Linked DNA regions of Mus musculus: region 2 is linked to region 1. The links are chromatin loops, found by intact Hi-C in ENCODE. Cell type or tissue: left cerebral cortex. All regions are shown on one strand.

Region 1 (8,000 bases):
GAGGGGCTCTGTGGTGTCCATTCTGGGAGGCAACAAGTGAAACTGCCGGATGGGGGTGTTGCTTGTAATTGGCTGGAACAGAAGCTAGAGACTCTGTCCTGGTGGGGCTGACCCTAAAGAAGGCTTTGCATGTAGGGTAGAACAACATTGAGGAAAAACTCTATTCTTCTCAAGTCCGAATGCCCCTGTCTAGTGTCTTCACCGATTTCCCCGCAAGCGGATTTCTCAAAGGATAGATACCGGGATGCTGAAGGTTCGTGGGAGAGGGCACTGGGCAGGAGTGGTCAACGTGGAGATATTTTCAGAGTGCTAACTGATAAAGCCTAGAATGCGCTCCCTAATTCCGGATTGCCTCCCCTACTTGGGCAATGCCTTCCATCCAATCCATCCTCCGGCGGGCCGGTTGAGGCCCTAGCTTGTCCAGCTGGAGCGGATTTCAGGAAAAGAGGAAAATGGGGGCTCTCAAGCCCTCTCCAGCTTCCCTCCGTCGTCCTTCCTGATTGGCTGTGTATCCCCGGAGCCCAACTTCAGTCGCTCCAGACTGTGTCTGAGCCCCCACAGGAGACGGAGCGCTGCGACCCAGGGCAGGAGGGGCGGCCAGGCCACCTATTCCTGGGTTTGGCATCTCTCGGGGCCCCAGGGGGGGAGGAGCGCCGACAGGGTAGGCATCCATCGCCTCCTCCAGGCCCAATTCTCGGCGTCTAGCAGCCTCGGTTCCTCTCCGCCCCCCTTTCCCTCCCAGCGTCGGCCTCCCTCCTCCTCCCCCCTCACCCGCCCGCCTGCCCGCCACCTCCCCCCGGTTTCTCATTCCTGCCACTAGCGCGCTCCGCGGCTCATTCCGCGGCCGCCGCCAGCTGAGGGGAGCGTCGCGGGCCGAGGAGCAGATGCCGCGGGGGCCGCTCGCAGCCGCCGCCGACTTGTGAATGGGACTCGGACCGGGGCCCGGGCTGACACCGCTGCGCTCGCCCCGTGCCAGGGACAGCCGGCCAGGAGGTCGTGTCCACCCGCAACGGCCCCAGGTGAGGCGCTCTGCTCGGCTCTAGACCCTATCTAGATGGGGCTTCTCGGAGTAGGCAGAAAGGGGAAAGAATTGCTTCTGAAAGAGACTGTTGCGGAAGGGGGAGGTTGCTGGCTGATGGAGATCAGTAAAGCAAAGCAGAAGGGCTTTTTTTTGGGGGGGGGGTGAGGTTAAAAATCAGAGAAAAGGGAGGCAGCCTGCTGTGGACGCAGGCAGAGCAGGGGTTTGAGGCGCCAGATGTGCGCTCCCCGGTTCTTTGATTGTTGCCCCCCCCCCGGGGTGAGGGGCTGTTGCACCAAGGCTTCAGCACAGGGGGATTGCTTTGGGTTGGGGCAAGGAACTGCAGAGCGGAGCTCTGGACACGCAGACTGCTCCCGTGATGTCTCTAGGGAAAGTCGACCCCTGTGCGGTGCCCGCCCGCGCTGCGCCTGTTCCCCAGACAAGATCGCTCTCTGCGGGGTTCCTAGAGGGGATCCTCCCGCGCCTTCCTAAAGAGCTCCCCTAGACCCGGTGCCTGTGTAGAGAGTGCGGTCGAAGCCCAGAAGATAGCCGGCGGCCGGGAGGGAGCGGCGATTGGATTGGCCGCACTTTGATAGTGTGGGTCGGGGGCTGTGGACTGCGGCTCAGAGGCTGGGGGTTGCGGTGTGAGCTAGCCCCTCCAGCCCCCGCCTTTTCGGGGACTTCAGTCACCTATCCTAACCTCCCAGTGATGCAGGGAATGCTCTGTGAGCGGCTCAGACTCAGACTAGACTCGGGCTTGGACTGGAGGAAGCTTTCTAGGGTCAATGTTAACTTTGAGAATCAAACCTTCCCGGAAAGCCTGCGCCTCCTCTCGGAGCGCTCCAAGCCTCCACTGTTTCCTCACAATCGGCCTCCCTCCCTGTGCTTGGCCTCCCAGCCGGGATGTGCTGAGAGCAAGGAGCAGCGGGAAGCTGGAGGCTGCGGGAGCATCCAATTCCCCTCGCAACCCAGCCTAGCCTTGGCAGGGTCTTTTCGCTCCTGGTCCCCGGAGAAAGTGGGACCCAGGAGGCTTCCTATTCTCTCTCTTGCCAAGGCCCGGATTTCACCCGGGCTCCGCACTCCTGCCTTCAGCGGGTGAAAGGTTCGCTAGATGTTCGAAGAAGCCCTGTTGCTTTTTGTTAATAATGCAGCAGGAATTTCACGGGCTATCGCACTGCTATGAAGAAATTGCATCTTCTAATTATTTAACGGTGCCGTTTCTGCATGACGGAGGGTCGTCCCTGAGGGCTGGGAGTGGGTTTGTTAATGAAAGCCTGGCACTGCAGGAGGGTAGAGATTTGTCTAAAAGTCTCCCCTTCATTTTTTTTTTTTCTTCAAGAAATCTTTAACGATGGCTCCCGAATCCTTTCCTATTTTCTCCTGATCGGTCTTATCTGTGGACTAGGAAGCAGTAAGTTTTGGGTTTAATCACAGAAAGCAGTGATAATTAATCTGGCGAGAGGATAGATCAATTTCCTTATCTCTAGGGCTCGTAGCAGACGTCCAGGGGTTTGCGGGGTGTCTGGAATTTCTGGGGACCGGTCTACAGATGTGTTCTCAGGACCGAGGATCCCTCTCATCAGCATATTAACGAGGCTGAACTGAGTGCGAGCGCCTTTAAGGGTAGCAGAGAAAAAAGAGAAGGGACTGGCCTTCATTTCAATAATGTTGGAATTGTTTTCTCTCATAAGCAAGGAGACAGAGCCCCAGAACCTAGAAAGGGATGCTCAACCCCAGCTGCAGGCAGCTTGGTCTTCTATCAGAACAAAGGAATAAAAGTTACAAAACAAAGGGACATAGCTGTGGCCAGTACTAGAGGGACCCTGAAGCCACAGGCACATTAAGTTCCTTAAACAATCTCTGACTCTTAAGTTTTAGGGTTGGCCAGTTAGGCCCTCGTATTCGAACCCTCTGTGCAAAACATCTATCCTGCCTAGTACAAAGGAATGTGATCAGCACTCAGAAGAGACCAGACAGAGGCATCTAAAGGCCAGGAAACTTTGCTGGGTGGAACTGGGGTTTGCATCTTGCCTTCTGAGACAAGGCATTGCACCCCAACAAACATATTGAAGTCCTTGGAGTCTATACTTGTATCTTTAGTAGCAAGCAATGGTTACTGACACTCTTATAATTATTAGTTCTATATGTCCTGATTGGGATGTCATATGGAGAGAGAGAGAGAGAGAGAGAGAGAGAGAGAGAGAGAGAATGAGAGAGAATCTTCATCTCTGGAGTGTGTGTGTGTGTGTGTGTGTGTGTGTAAACAATTAGGATAATGGAAATGAGATGATCTAGTCTTGGAAATTTGTTTAACGTGGATTTATTGCATACTAGGAAAAAAACAAAAGCAAAAAGAAAAAAGAAAGAAAAGGAAAGAAAGAAAGAAAGCCTTTAAAAATAGTTTTTGTGGAAACACTGGGCCATCTTGATAACACTCCAGAATTTACATTATGTTCGGAACGCTTATCAGTGCACCACAGCAAATTACTAGAAACTTAAATTCTATTTTCAATTAAGATGCAATCTTTTGTTAATTTAAATAAAAGTAAAAGCTACAGCTCTCTCTCTCTCTCTCTCTCTCTCTCTCTCTCTCTCTCTCTCTCTCTCTCTCTCTCTCCTCTCTCTGGCACAGAACTCATATTTCCACATTTTCTGTGGTGGCTTCAGAATGTTTATTTGTGGGAGAAGGGTGCAGAGTTGGAGAGCTATGTCATCATTTGGGGGAATGTGGATCAATTTCATGCCCCTTTAATGCACATGTCTTCATAATTCATGGTTTTTCTTTCACTTTGAATAGAATTACATGGCTGCTTTGTCAGGATTCAGGTTTGGAGACCCTCATATGGAAGGGAATCACCACGACATTGACTTCATGGTTTGATTTACAGTCACAAAACCTACACTCCCACAAGCTCTGAGTGTCTGGAAACCTTTCCTATAAGTGCCAATAACCTAGGAATCAGACAATCTACATAGACTTTGATCTACAATATGTAAATCTATGTTTCCGAACCACCTAAACAAGGGCTACACATCTGATTTTAGTCTTCAACCCCAATGCTTTTATGTTGAAAGCTCAAAAGTCTGCTATGTTTATTCGAGCCTATTTTCAACACTGACTTTTTAAAACTTTGATTATTGTGTGCCCATTTACTGACTAATAATTACAAAATACACTTCATGGAGTTGAGGGGAGGCAGTGAACTTTTTCTCTTACAATCAATTCCCTGAGAATTGCTATGAATTTCTAAGTATTCCCTTAGAAATATTCATTTAATTTATATGCTCACTAGTGAGTGATTTTACTGCATCAAAATATACATGCAGTGAATTTCTCCTTTATGAAATTGGTCATTACTTCATCAGACGTTGGCTAATGTATCAAGAGCTCACATTCTTTATTTATAGTTTGAAGACGTCAATGTTTCCACTTCAGAGTTAGTGCTCCAGAAATATATAAAGATATCTAGCCTAACTAAAATTATAAGTTAATTTTTAATGGAAAAAAAGGAACAAAATCCACAGGTTTGTTGGAGGAAGAAAGGAAAAACAGGAGAAAGTTGGAAACATTTTAATTTCCTCGTCTGCATTCACCAGTCCATCAGAATGACTGTGATGGTCATCTAGAGTTTCCACTCTATGTTGGAAGGACTAAAGAACAGAGTGAAGGAGGATAACTAAACATCTTTCTGCTTTACATTTGCACTGACATTGAGAGACTTGTGCATCTATGGGAATGGACTCCTTTGCGGAAGATTGCGCTTTTGGCCACTAGAGGGCAATGGTGACCTTCTCCAACTTTCGACATGGAGCCCCTCTGCTTTTTGAGGGCACCGTGAAAAGCAGTTTTGTTACTAGTCTTGTCTGCACCTCTGCGAAGAGGCCAGATTCCTGTCTCCGCAGCTCGGGCTCTGCTCCGGTAGATTGTGTGCATGACCGTCTTCCGAGTGGGAGGATTTGTTACCGGCAGTCTTTTCGTCCTTCTTTGGACTTTGCTAGAAAGTTGGGAATTTTTGTGACTTGACATTGTCTAAGACAAAGCCTGAGGATTGGGGTTGAGCCGATGATAAGCTAAGGTTAGCTGTCACCGAGGCAGCTATGTGCCAGATGTGCACATGTATGGAGATGGATGAATAGGTGATGCTGATTTTGTTTGTTTGGGTAGGAAGAGCATTTTGATTTGGGAAGGAGAACGGGATGAATTAGAAGTGGGGGAGGGGAGTAGTCCTGATGTGTATTTAATAACATTACCTCTTCTTTCAAGAGGTTTTAAAGACATCTGCGAGACACTTGCAATCTGCAAAATAAATAAATAAATAAATAAATAAGTAAGTAAAATAAGTGCAGTTTAATTTTTGGTAAACACTTTGGAGTATGCAGTTTTAATATAGCAGCAGATGTTTTACTATTACTCTTAACTCATCCCTGATATTGCTGTATAAAACCTAACTTTATCACAGAATAAAATTTAATTCAAATTTAGTCCTCAATCACTGGGGTTTAACCATTAAGGGTTATTTCTTTCTTTCTTTCTTTTCTTCTTTCTTTCTCCCTTTCTTTCTTCCTTTCTTCAGTGATACGGACAGGATAGTTTATGATTAAATTGCATATTTGGGGCTGTAGAAACTTATATTTGCTACTGTTTGGTGGTGTCATTGCTACCGTTCAGAAGAACTGAAGAACTAATGCTATGTCATAATTAAGAGGAAAAATCTATTAAAAATAAGTACAGCTTTAAGTGGATAGTTCTGCATTTATTTATTTATTTATTTACCGAATAGAGTTGCTTCCCTGGTAGTTCAGCAGTAGAATTCTTAGCAGCTCTGAGCTGTGTTGGAATTTGTGGACATTTGATGGAGATGGAATCAATGCAAATGGATTATGGGAGGGACTATGAAGTCACTTAGTGGAAAGTAAGATGAAGTGTTTTGTAAACTGGTGCTCACTCACCACCTGACAGTTGATTTAACTTCTAAAGAAATGGCAATTTTACATTTTCATGGCTCTCGGATAGTGCACATTGGAACTGTAAACCAATTTTCATTGTCATTTGGTTTAGTGGGAGGGCATTTGTAGACATCTGGGATACTTCCCTATAGAAACTGTTGTTCCATAACCTAACAGTTAATTGAAGTTCAAGTCAGGCAAAATATTTGGTACCTAAGGATGCTAAATGAGAAAGGACTCTGATGGATAAGGGGAAGAAATCAGAGAGGGCATAAGAGAAAAATGGGGCAGGGTTATCAACTTTCTCTAAAGTGCTCTCTCTTATTTTTCTTGGATCTTCCAAAGTCCCCAGGTAGAACATTTTGGGGGCTGAGTCTGGAAGTTTCCATAAACGACTCTTCTGCCAGGGAACAGGGCATTACTGTGTGGCTTCTGTAATTGTGTACTCCTTGAAGAGTGTTTGTGAATAAACATCGCTTTCTTATCAGATTCTCTATGTTGTTGCAGATGGGGAGAGAAGCCTTTATCTCCTGATCTGGCCCATCCCACTGGAGTGACTTTTACACATTAAACTCCGCTCTCACTGTTCAGATCTTTTATAAGGAATGACTTCAGGCCCAGTGTCACCCTCCATATAATGGTGACCTAGTTATGAGAACAAGCTCAGTGGTCGGGTGGCTCCTCCCTCCTCTTAATTTCAGACACCTAGAGATCTGTTTCCAGTTCTCCTCAGGTTCCACCAGTGAATGGAGAATTTGAGGAGAGGCCATGGCTCTCCATGTTAGATTTTACTTCTAAATAAGAATAAGCTTGGTGTGACTGGCTCTGATGATTAAACTGAGGGCACTCACTGTGGTCTTTGGGAACATTTTGCCTGTGAGCATGTTGTGAAAGAGGTAGGGTGTTTTTCATCATTGCTGAAGTTTGACCCAGTTATTTAATCATGGCGGTAGCCTTGCTCAGCATCATGGTGACAATGAGGACAGGGAAGGTGAGCTTAGGCCGGTGTTTGCAGGGTTAAACATGCCATTATCTAAACCTTTGTCTTTTATTCATCATGTTTTTTTTTTCCCATTGCTCTTTAAAACGATATATTCATTTATTGTGTGTCTATATATGCGTTCTCTCTGTGTGTGTCTTGCACCCATGGAGGCTGGAAGAAGGCATGAAATCATTTGGAACTGGAGTGAAAGAGCTGTGAGCTGCCACGTCAGGGCTGGAAACTGAGCCCAGGTTTTCTGTAAGAGCAGCAAGTTCTGTTACCCACTGTATCCTCTCTCCAGGTCCTTTTCCAGTAATTTTGACTTTAAAATACGGCATTAAGTATTATTGATTTTGATTACTCAGGGTTGTATCTTAATCACCATACATACATGTTCTTCACGGAGAATACACCATTGAGCTGATCCTGGTCCCAGCCACATCTTCTCAGAACTTTAAGTAGCCTGCATTCAAAGTTTCTTTGTTTATGGATAGCCAGTGAAGACTAACCCACAAACAATGTGAAGACTTAGATGCTTTTTCTGAAAAAACAGACCTCACAGTAATATCTGTGTTCTGAGATTGCTTGAAAGGAAAAACCATGTTGCCCGGTGACTACTGAGCCCCAATAAAAGCTGAAGCTACCGACTGCAGAACTTAGACCCCGCGGCTGAGGAGACACTTCAGTCAATCAAGGGACTTGCTGAGCAAAAAGACCTGAGTTCAATCCCTAGAAATGCCAGTGGCATGCACATGTAATCCCAGCTCTAGGAGGTGGAGACAGATAAATATGCCTGGGGCTCACTGGTCAGCCAGCCTGGCTTATGAGTGAGCTCCAGGTTCAATGAGAGACCCTGTCTCACAAGACAAGGTAGATGACACCTGAGGGGTCGAAAGTTGTCTGTGGCCTCCTCTGGCATGTACACACGTGTCCTTGGGCTTGTGCCCATGCATGCGCCTGTGTGCATACACACAGCCCTTCCCCCGCACACAGAACTGGGATTTGGTTTTCTAGACTAACGATGACAGCCAGCAGCTCCTACTTTCAATGATT
Region 2 (8,000 bases), 1.9 Mb after region 1:
AAAACCTTGTTAAACAAAGGTGTCAAACACTGCAGAGAGGCCCCTGTAACAGAGACACACACTCATGTGCTCGTGTGCGTACGCGCACGCGCGCGCACACACACACACACACACACACACACACACACACACACAGGGTCAAGGGGCATGGAGGACTAAAGACATGGATTCTGGCTTTTCACAGCATGCATTAATAGTCTAGTCTTTGTTTACAGAGCCACAGCTCCCCTTGAATCAATGGATTCATATGTCTACATACTTCATAATGTGTGTGGCTTGTGTTTCCATTTCTTCTGTTCTGCTCATTGTTCCTTCTTCTTGTACTAGATTCTATGCTCTTGCTTTTCTTAGATGTCCAAAATCCATGGCTACATATTTCCTGTATAATGAGAAAATAGCCTACAGATTATCTTCTTTATGTTTGAAAAGCATATTTACATTTGACTCCAATGTCTGTTTTACCCCAGTTCCTATCTCTATATTGATATCCTCTGAATCCTTTGTTCTGTGTAGGGCGGTTTTGATCACAAAATCTACTCAATATGTGTGGTCTGAGATTCTCCTCAGAGAAGTGATTCCTGAGAAACCTCAGGATAGTGGTTCAAATTATAATGGTGGCTTCATGTCATTATTACCCGTTCTCTTTTTAACAGCCCATCAGAATCAAATGTATTAGTGCTAGTTGCTCTAAATATTGAACTTAGGTCAGCATTGAGGGGACTATATAATAACATACAGAAAAATTCAAATATTTAAGATAGAATAATATTTCATCTGCTCTTTAAAACCTACTATGCAACTCACTGTTTCCAAAATAAACTATTCTTTTATCTGTCCCTCTGGTCTTCTGGTGCTTCAACCTTGTCCAGTGTAGGAAAGAAGGGATGCTCCATTTATGTTTTAAGCACTTTCCCATGATGTCTAAGAGTCCTGACCATCATCTTATGACCCTCCTCCAACACTTAGTCCTGACACACACATATTCAATATTTGAATAATTCAAGCCATAAGGAATACCAGCCTGATAGTCAAGTTCTGTCTACTCTAACAGTAGTATAGCTCTTATAAAGGTAACTCACTGCATTCTGATAGAATCTGATACCTGTTCTGTAGCAGGCATTTCACATCTGCTACTGTAGAGTTGGCTCAAGATCCAAAGATGGGGAGGTCATAGACCATAATGACAAATCCCTTGCTTCTGTTTTGGTAAATGTCTAAATGAACATTTTGTCAAACATCTCCTAAATAATTAAATTTGTAGTGACAGAAAAGTGCTACTGTCAACATTTGTCAAAAGAGCCTCCTTTTGCAACAAAAGGTAGTTAACGCAGACACTCATGACTGGTCAAGGTGTTGAAAAGAAGCAAGAGTTGTGTGCTCTCTCTTCAATAGGATAGTCATATCACCCCTTCTGTGACTCAGGAAACATCAAAGAAGAAGGGGGAGGAAAGAATGAAAGATCCAAGCAATAAAGAGCTGTGCCTCAAGATGCTGTCACCTGGGCATGACACTGTGGTTGCACTTATGAACTGACCCGAGTATCACATGATGATTGCACTTATGAGGTCACCTAGTCATCACATGGTGGTTTCACGTATGAACTCATAGCAACAGTTGCCTGCACAGCACCTGAATTAAACTGGGTCTTTTATCAACATTCAGTTATGATTGGGGATTGCCTATGGTGCTTTTCCCTGCCACCTGGGAACTATTTGAAGCTTACATCTGCTTGAGGAACTAAAGTCTTTACTAATCAGTCTACTGTTGAGTGCTAGCATCACACATGCTTTCACAGGGAGTCCCTGAGTAAACTCATTGGGTCTCAAAGAAAAGACAGGATATTGGAAAGGGGACTTGTTTGTAGGAAAAGGTAGTGTTGGTGGTGAGAGGGTAATAAGACAGGTCTCGAGTACATTTTAGCAGAATGTATTCTATATAGTTATAAAACTAAGACTTATCTATGGCCTTCTTTAAGTAGGTGTATCCTCTTGGAGAAAGTGTGTCCCTGGGGAGTGGACTTTGAGTTTTAAAAAGCCTGAGACAGTTCTAGTCTCTCCCACTGTTGTCTGTAGATATGGATAAAGGACTCTCAGCTACTTTTCCATAAACACATCTGTCTGTGTGCTGCTATACACCCTCTCATAATGATAATGGACTAAACCTCGGGACTGTAAGCTAGTCTTAATTAATAGCTTTTTAAAAAATAAGTTTTCTATGGTCATGATGTCACTTCACAGCAATAAAACACTGATTTAAGACAGTATTCACAATAATTTTATACATTCGTTTAATAAAATGGCTGTCTTTCTCATTATCACGATATTTTTAAAACAGACATTTTGTTTTACCGTATGTGAAGGAATGGCATAAAGGAGGGAGGGAGAAAGAAAGAGAAGGAAGAGATACCACATTGATAGACAAAAAGCACACTTCTCCAAAATATGTGTACTCTTAAATTATACGTTAACACAAATAAATGTTTAAAAACTACATTATTTCAACAATGTCATCATTTCTCTTTTTTTCCTTTTTTTATTAGATGTTTTCTTCATTTACTTTTTCTAAGAACATAGTGTATTTAGGGAGACAAAAGATCTTTGTGTAAATATCCACACTCACAAATTTCCATGGTATAAAAACCACATTTTTTTAAACAAGTAAAGGTGTTAAATTTGGCTTTAAAGGGAATCCAAACATTTTGTGTTGGTTTGATCACTCTATTAATGATAGCAACTTCACCAATATCATTGCTTCATTGTTTCATTATACATGTATATGCATATATGAATACGTATACTCATATATGTATGTATTCAGTTTACTACACAATATCCATGTTAAATACATACTTCCTAAACTGTATATAATAGTATCATCTTCTTTACAGATTAAAACAGATTAAAAGAACAAGTTGTTAGATTATTTTGGAGCTAAAATAATAGTCTACATTCAACCATGTACAAAACAATTATTATGAAGTCAATGTATAATTAAAAGAATGAAATTTTCACCAGAATACTCACATGCTGTCCAAACAAAAAGTCACCATGGGCAATAGAGTTCTGTAAGTGAATAGAAAATCACTGATTGCTCTGCAGCTGAGCAGTGAAATGGGACAATACTCAGCAGTAAAATAGCCACTAAATCAAAGGCAGCACATCAAATCAGTCTATACAGAAAGAAAGTAACGCTTAAGGGATCTGCTTGTGCTAAAATTCACTATAGTACTGTGCTTATGTGAACACATTTTCACATGAGCAAATAATAGGTCCGTGGCATATAGGAAACACCTCTGTCTTCTGTTTCTTATAAAAAATAAAATGTCCCACTAATATTGTTTCCTATTTCTCCTCTCTCAATACCTCTGAAATCCCCTTTATCCTCTTCTGACAAACAGACATAAATTGAATTAGCAAGGAAAAAAACAAAAGTGTTTTCCCCTAGACTAGATACCACAATCCAGTCATCAGACACTGTCTCTCCACTGCCATCTTGTGGGCAGGATGGTATTGTGCAGCACTTTTATTTTTCGTGGTCACATTATGGACATAAAGCAGGAGTCAGTGAGAAATTGTGAATCATTGGATACTCTAAAGAAGCTGTAGATGGCCTTGCTTAGGTCTTATACTCATCATGTTATTCATGTGAACACAGACACACACACACACACACACACACACATCACACACATTATTTATTAGACAAGTCATGTTGATTGTGAGCTAGAATACCCAGGTACCCATGCACAGTGATGTCTCTTTATGTACCATAAGTAAAATGAGGTGAATCAGCATCATCAATTATTTTAAAAATCTGCAAAATCATTTGCCCAATTATTGCTTATGATTCTGTACGGTCTTAAAATTTGAAAGGGATTTTTAACCACTCCACTGCCTCTCACCTTTTCATTACCTCAACTCTTTTCTTTTTATTCAAATCATTCCTTCAATTACTCATAAATCAAACAATTTAGGTATAGGGATGTGGCCTTGCCACAGCATCTGGTCCATTTAGTTCCTCCTGTTTTCCTCTTCATCTCTTGGGCATGATCAGGTAAGCATTTTCCTCTTCCCAGGCTCTTTCACCACGGTGTTCTGTCTCAGCACAAAGCTAGACTAGATCAAGTCAACACGAACTCACATCTCTGGAAAGCTGAGTCAAAAGATACATTGTATCCTTTTGCGTGTTAATCTTAGGTACTTTGTCTCACTGATGGAAAGTGAAAGCCTTGCCTGTAAAAGAGATGCAAATCCTGACTTCCATTGGCTAATTGAAAACTTAGACCCATTATCCTGATTTTTAAAATTCTAAACATTGCCTTAATCCCAGCTCACATCTGTGGGTGGAGTACCAATCACAGATACTATATTCGAAAGCAAAGTTTCTCAAGCTTGTAACCATTAACAGTTTAGGGAGATAGGTCTTTGTCATAGCCTTTGTGACAACAGCATATTTGACCTTTGCACCAGCAGACATTTGACAGTGTCCTCAGACTACCCACTAAAGACAAGTTACCTCTTCTCAGTAAGGCAGACATGTGTCACCAGTGATGCCTTGTCACATGCTCTGGTGACAGCAGCTATGGTCAGCAGTGTCACACAGAAGGATCATCCCTGGTAACAAACCATCGTGCATCAAACCTAAACTTCTAGAAATCTCTACAATATGTATTGCTCTGCCCTCCCCACGCCCCATTTTCCTAGTTGTTTTGAGTGATGTCTTTCTCTCCCTGTCAATGCAGACACATTTCAGAACTTATTGAATTTCTTCACATGCCCATTTCTAAATAACACTCTTACCTTGGATATATATTCTTCAACATTTTACCACCTTTATTAGAAAATATTTTAGTGTGATGACACGCTGCAAAAAATTCTTTGTTTCTAAAACAGAATTTCTCAAAATACATTCTGAGAGCATCTATTATGTATTTGTAAATTTTGTCCATATATGGTAGAGGGATATATATTTGTGTGTGTAAATATTTCTCTTTTTTGTCAAAATTGGACAAATGACAAAATATGCTGAACACGAATATTCATGATGCACATTAATATCAAGGATAGGTAGGTGGTTTCCATGAATGCAATTATTTATAAAATTAATTTTATTTTTCTCAAATATTTTGACTTTGAGCTGTCAGTGAATGAATCATGATTAGAGAACTCTGGCTAAGGAGTCTTTCATTAAGATTTTCTGCCTCTTTGATTTTAAAATGTTATGAGTCTTTGAAATATTTTGAAATGAAATTTATTATTTATGAGTCATGTTTATGTGTGTCCATATGTACATACTTGTGTGGAAGTCAGAGGACATCCTGCAATTTCTCTAACACTGAGTCTTGAGACAAACTATCATGATCAGGCTTGGTATGAAATGTCTTTATCTACTGAGTGATCACTAAAGGTTGAGTTCCTTTTTATTTAGTCTCATAAATTTTGGCTAGGTGGGAAAACATATACTTTGGGCCAAAAAGGTATTGTCATAAAATCTGGTCACTAATTAGGTAGGCTGAATTTCATGACTACAGTGTGTAAAGGGAGTGAACACTGAGAAATGATTAGAGAAAAAAATGGGTTATTTATTAATCAGAACAATGCCAGAAAACATCAAAAGTAAATCTTAATCATTCATGTTTATTTTTCCATTTTCAATTATATAGGCATCCCCTATTTCTTAGCAAAATTCATGTTGAAACTTACTTTTCTATTTTGTTAACACTAAAGGTAAAAATCACTAATATTCCTCTGCCTTTAATCCCAGCACCTGGGAGGCAGAGACAGGAGGATTTCTGAGTTCGAGGCCAGCCTGGTCTACAGAGTGAGTTCCACAACAGCCAGGGCTATACAGAGAAACTGTGTCTTGAAAACAAACAAAAAACAAACAAACAAACAAACAAAAATCACTAATGTTCTTAAAAGTTTACTCCTTTTTAATTTAGATTAAACATTAAGCTGCAAGAGGAAAATGTGTTCTGTGGATTCCCAATAAACAGGACAGTGATGGTTGGTTCAGAAAAACTATACTCTTATATCTACTTGTAGCAGGAAGTTATGGTTGTAGAAGGAAGTGTCTATATATTCTGTGTTTGTTCAAGATGTAATGGCTTCTATTTTCACCCAGGGATTTAGAAAATAGGACAGAAAATACATCTAGCATGTCACATGCAATTATTACAATTATAGTAAACTGCTGATAAAGCAACTTCACCTCCAAAGAGGAACTTTAAATATAACCCAAGAATACATCTCATCTTCATATTGATCTTATAAATTAATAAATGTATACACAGGCATACAAAATGAAAATTTACTCTGCAAACAAGCCACAAGCAGCTATGTTCTGCAAACAAGCTCGAAGCTGGCGATGATATAAGCAGGAGGTCTCATTCACACCGGTGTCACAGAGATTATTACTTCAAGGGCAGGAAAGACTCATGAAAGAGAAAGCAAGTCCTAATTTAGAAGAAAAGAATGGATTTGGGAGGAAGATGGGAAAAGCATGAGTGCTGTGTAAGCACTGGCCACCCTGATATCAGATTAAAAGCTGCTGTCCTCTGTAACAAAAATGTATGTCTCAGATGAAGAAAATACTGGCAATAAACTTAAACATGTGAACAATAGAAATTAAAGACAAGAGTATCACTAAAAAAAATAGGATCCAGAAGTTATTTTAGGAAGAAAATCTGCGTAGTGAGTTTGCCTCTATCTAGTATGCATCTTTTGAGTAATGTTTGCCTCCCTGAGATTCAGTGTCACACAGAAAGAACATAATGGAAGGAAAACTTTCACAACTTGGAAGAGATTTCAGTCTCTTATAGCATGGGCAGTAGCCTGACTAGTCTTTATGTCAACTTGAGAAGGGGGATTCTCAACATAGAAAGGGCCTCCCTAAGATCAGTCTGTAGACAAGCTTGTGTAGCATTTTCTTAATTAATAATTAATGTAGCACTTCGGGGGTGGTATTGCCACCCCTGAGCAGAACCTCCAGGATTGTGGAAGAAAGCAGGCTTACAAGCCATGGGAAGCAAGCCAGTAAGTGAGACTTCTTCATAGGCATGAATCAGCTTTTCCCCCAGGTTCCTATCCTGACTTTTCTGAACGATATACTCCAAGTTGTCCGATTTAATAACTCATTTCGCCTTCAAAGTTGAATGTGAGCATGATGTTCTATCACAGCATTAAAGACCATATCTAAATCAGAAGCCATGGTGATGGGAATGGCATTGTTCGCCGTTGGAGCACGTGACCTTGAAGCATGTTCCCCTTGGGCAGACAATAAAGTAGAGAAAGCCAGTGGGGAAAAGAAGGGCTGGCAGCTAGTGATTCTTGTTTATTAACTTTGCTCAAAACCTAAAAGGCTCTACAGCCTTTAAAATAATGATCATATATATAAAGAAAGCTGGTTAAATATATATTAATAGAGACTCATAACTGAACCATTTTACAAAGGAGGAGTTGGGGAAATAACATGATATTATGTCTTAAATGGAATAAAAATGTAAATGATTACTTTGTATTTATATTGCTTTGTGTTAACGTGTGTGTGTGTGTGTGTGTGTGTGTGTATGTGTGCGTGTGTATGTGTGTGTGTGTGTGTGTGTGTGTGTGTGTGTGTGTGTTAGAGTTTCTATTGCTGTAACAAAATGCCATGACCCAAAAGCAAGTTGGGGAAGAAAGAGTTTGTTTGGCTTACATTTCCAGATTAAAGTCCATTCTTGGAGGAAATCAGGGCATGAATTCAATCTTAGCTGAAATCTGGAGGGAGAAGCTGATACAGGCGGATGCTGCTTACTGTCTTGCTTTGATCGCTTCCACAGCCTGCTTTCCATAGAACCCAGGACTACCAGCACAGGGACGGCACCATCCACCATGAGCTGGGCCCTTCCCACTTGATCACTAGTTGAGACAATGCCTTACAGCTGAATCTCAGGGAGGCATTCCTCAATTGAGTGTCCTTCCTCTCTGATGACTTTAACTTGTGACAAGTTGGCATAAAAA

The links. Peaks named below come from ENCODE experiments on the same cell type or tissue, not always from the same donor. Only the 100,000 strongest peaks of a DNase experiment are listed, where the experiment ranks them.
Region 2: it touches region 1 in a loop (3-fold over the local background); 5 of 42 quality-filtered maps call a loop at or near these places.

The regions. Positions count from the first base shown.
Region 1 is chr8:102,777,915-102,785,914 of GRCm38, reverse strand. Cdh11 (cadherin 11) reads left to right here and starts at 804. Exons shown (of 13, transcript NM_009866.5): 1 at 804-1,019. In left cerebral cortex, CTCF peaks have their summits at 813, 1,880 and 4,783 (motif pointing right); DNase peaks (open chromatin) are centred at 2,898, 4,806, 7,182, 7,975 and 4 more places; H3K4me3 peaks cover 6,152 bases; H3K27ac peaks cover 4,293 bases.
Region 2 is chr8:100,846,724-100,854,723 of GRCm38, reverse strand. No RefSeq gene overlaps it. Among named protein-coding and RNA genes, the nearest start is that of Gm39232, 120 kb to the right of the region's middle. In left cerebral cortex, a CTCF peak has its summit at 3,489 (motif pointing left); DNase peaks (open chromatin) are centred at 3,209 and 3,501.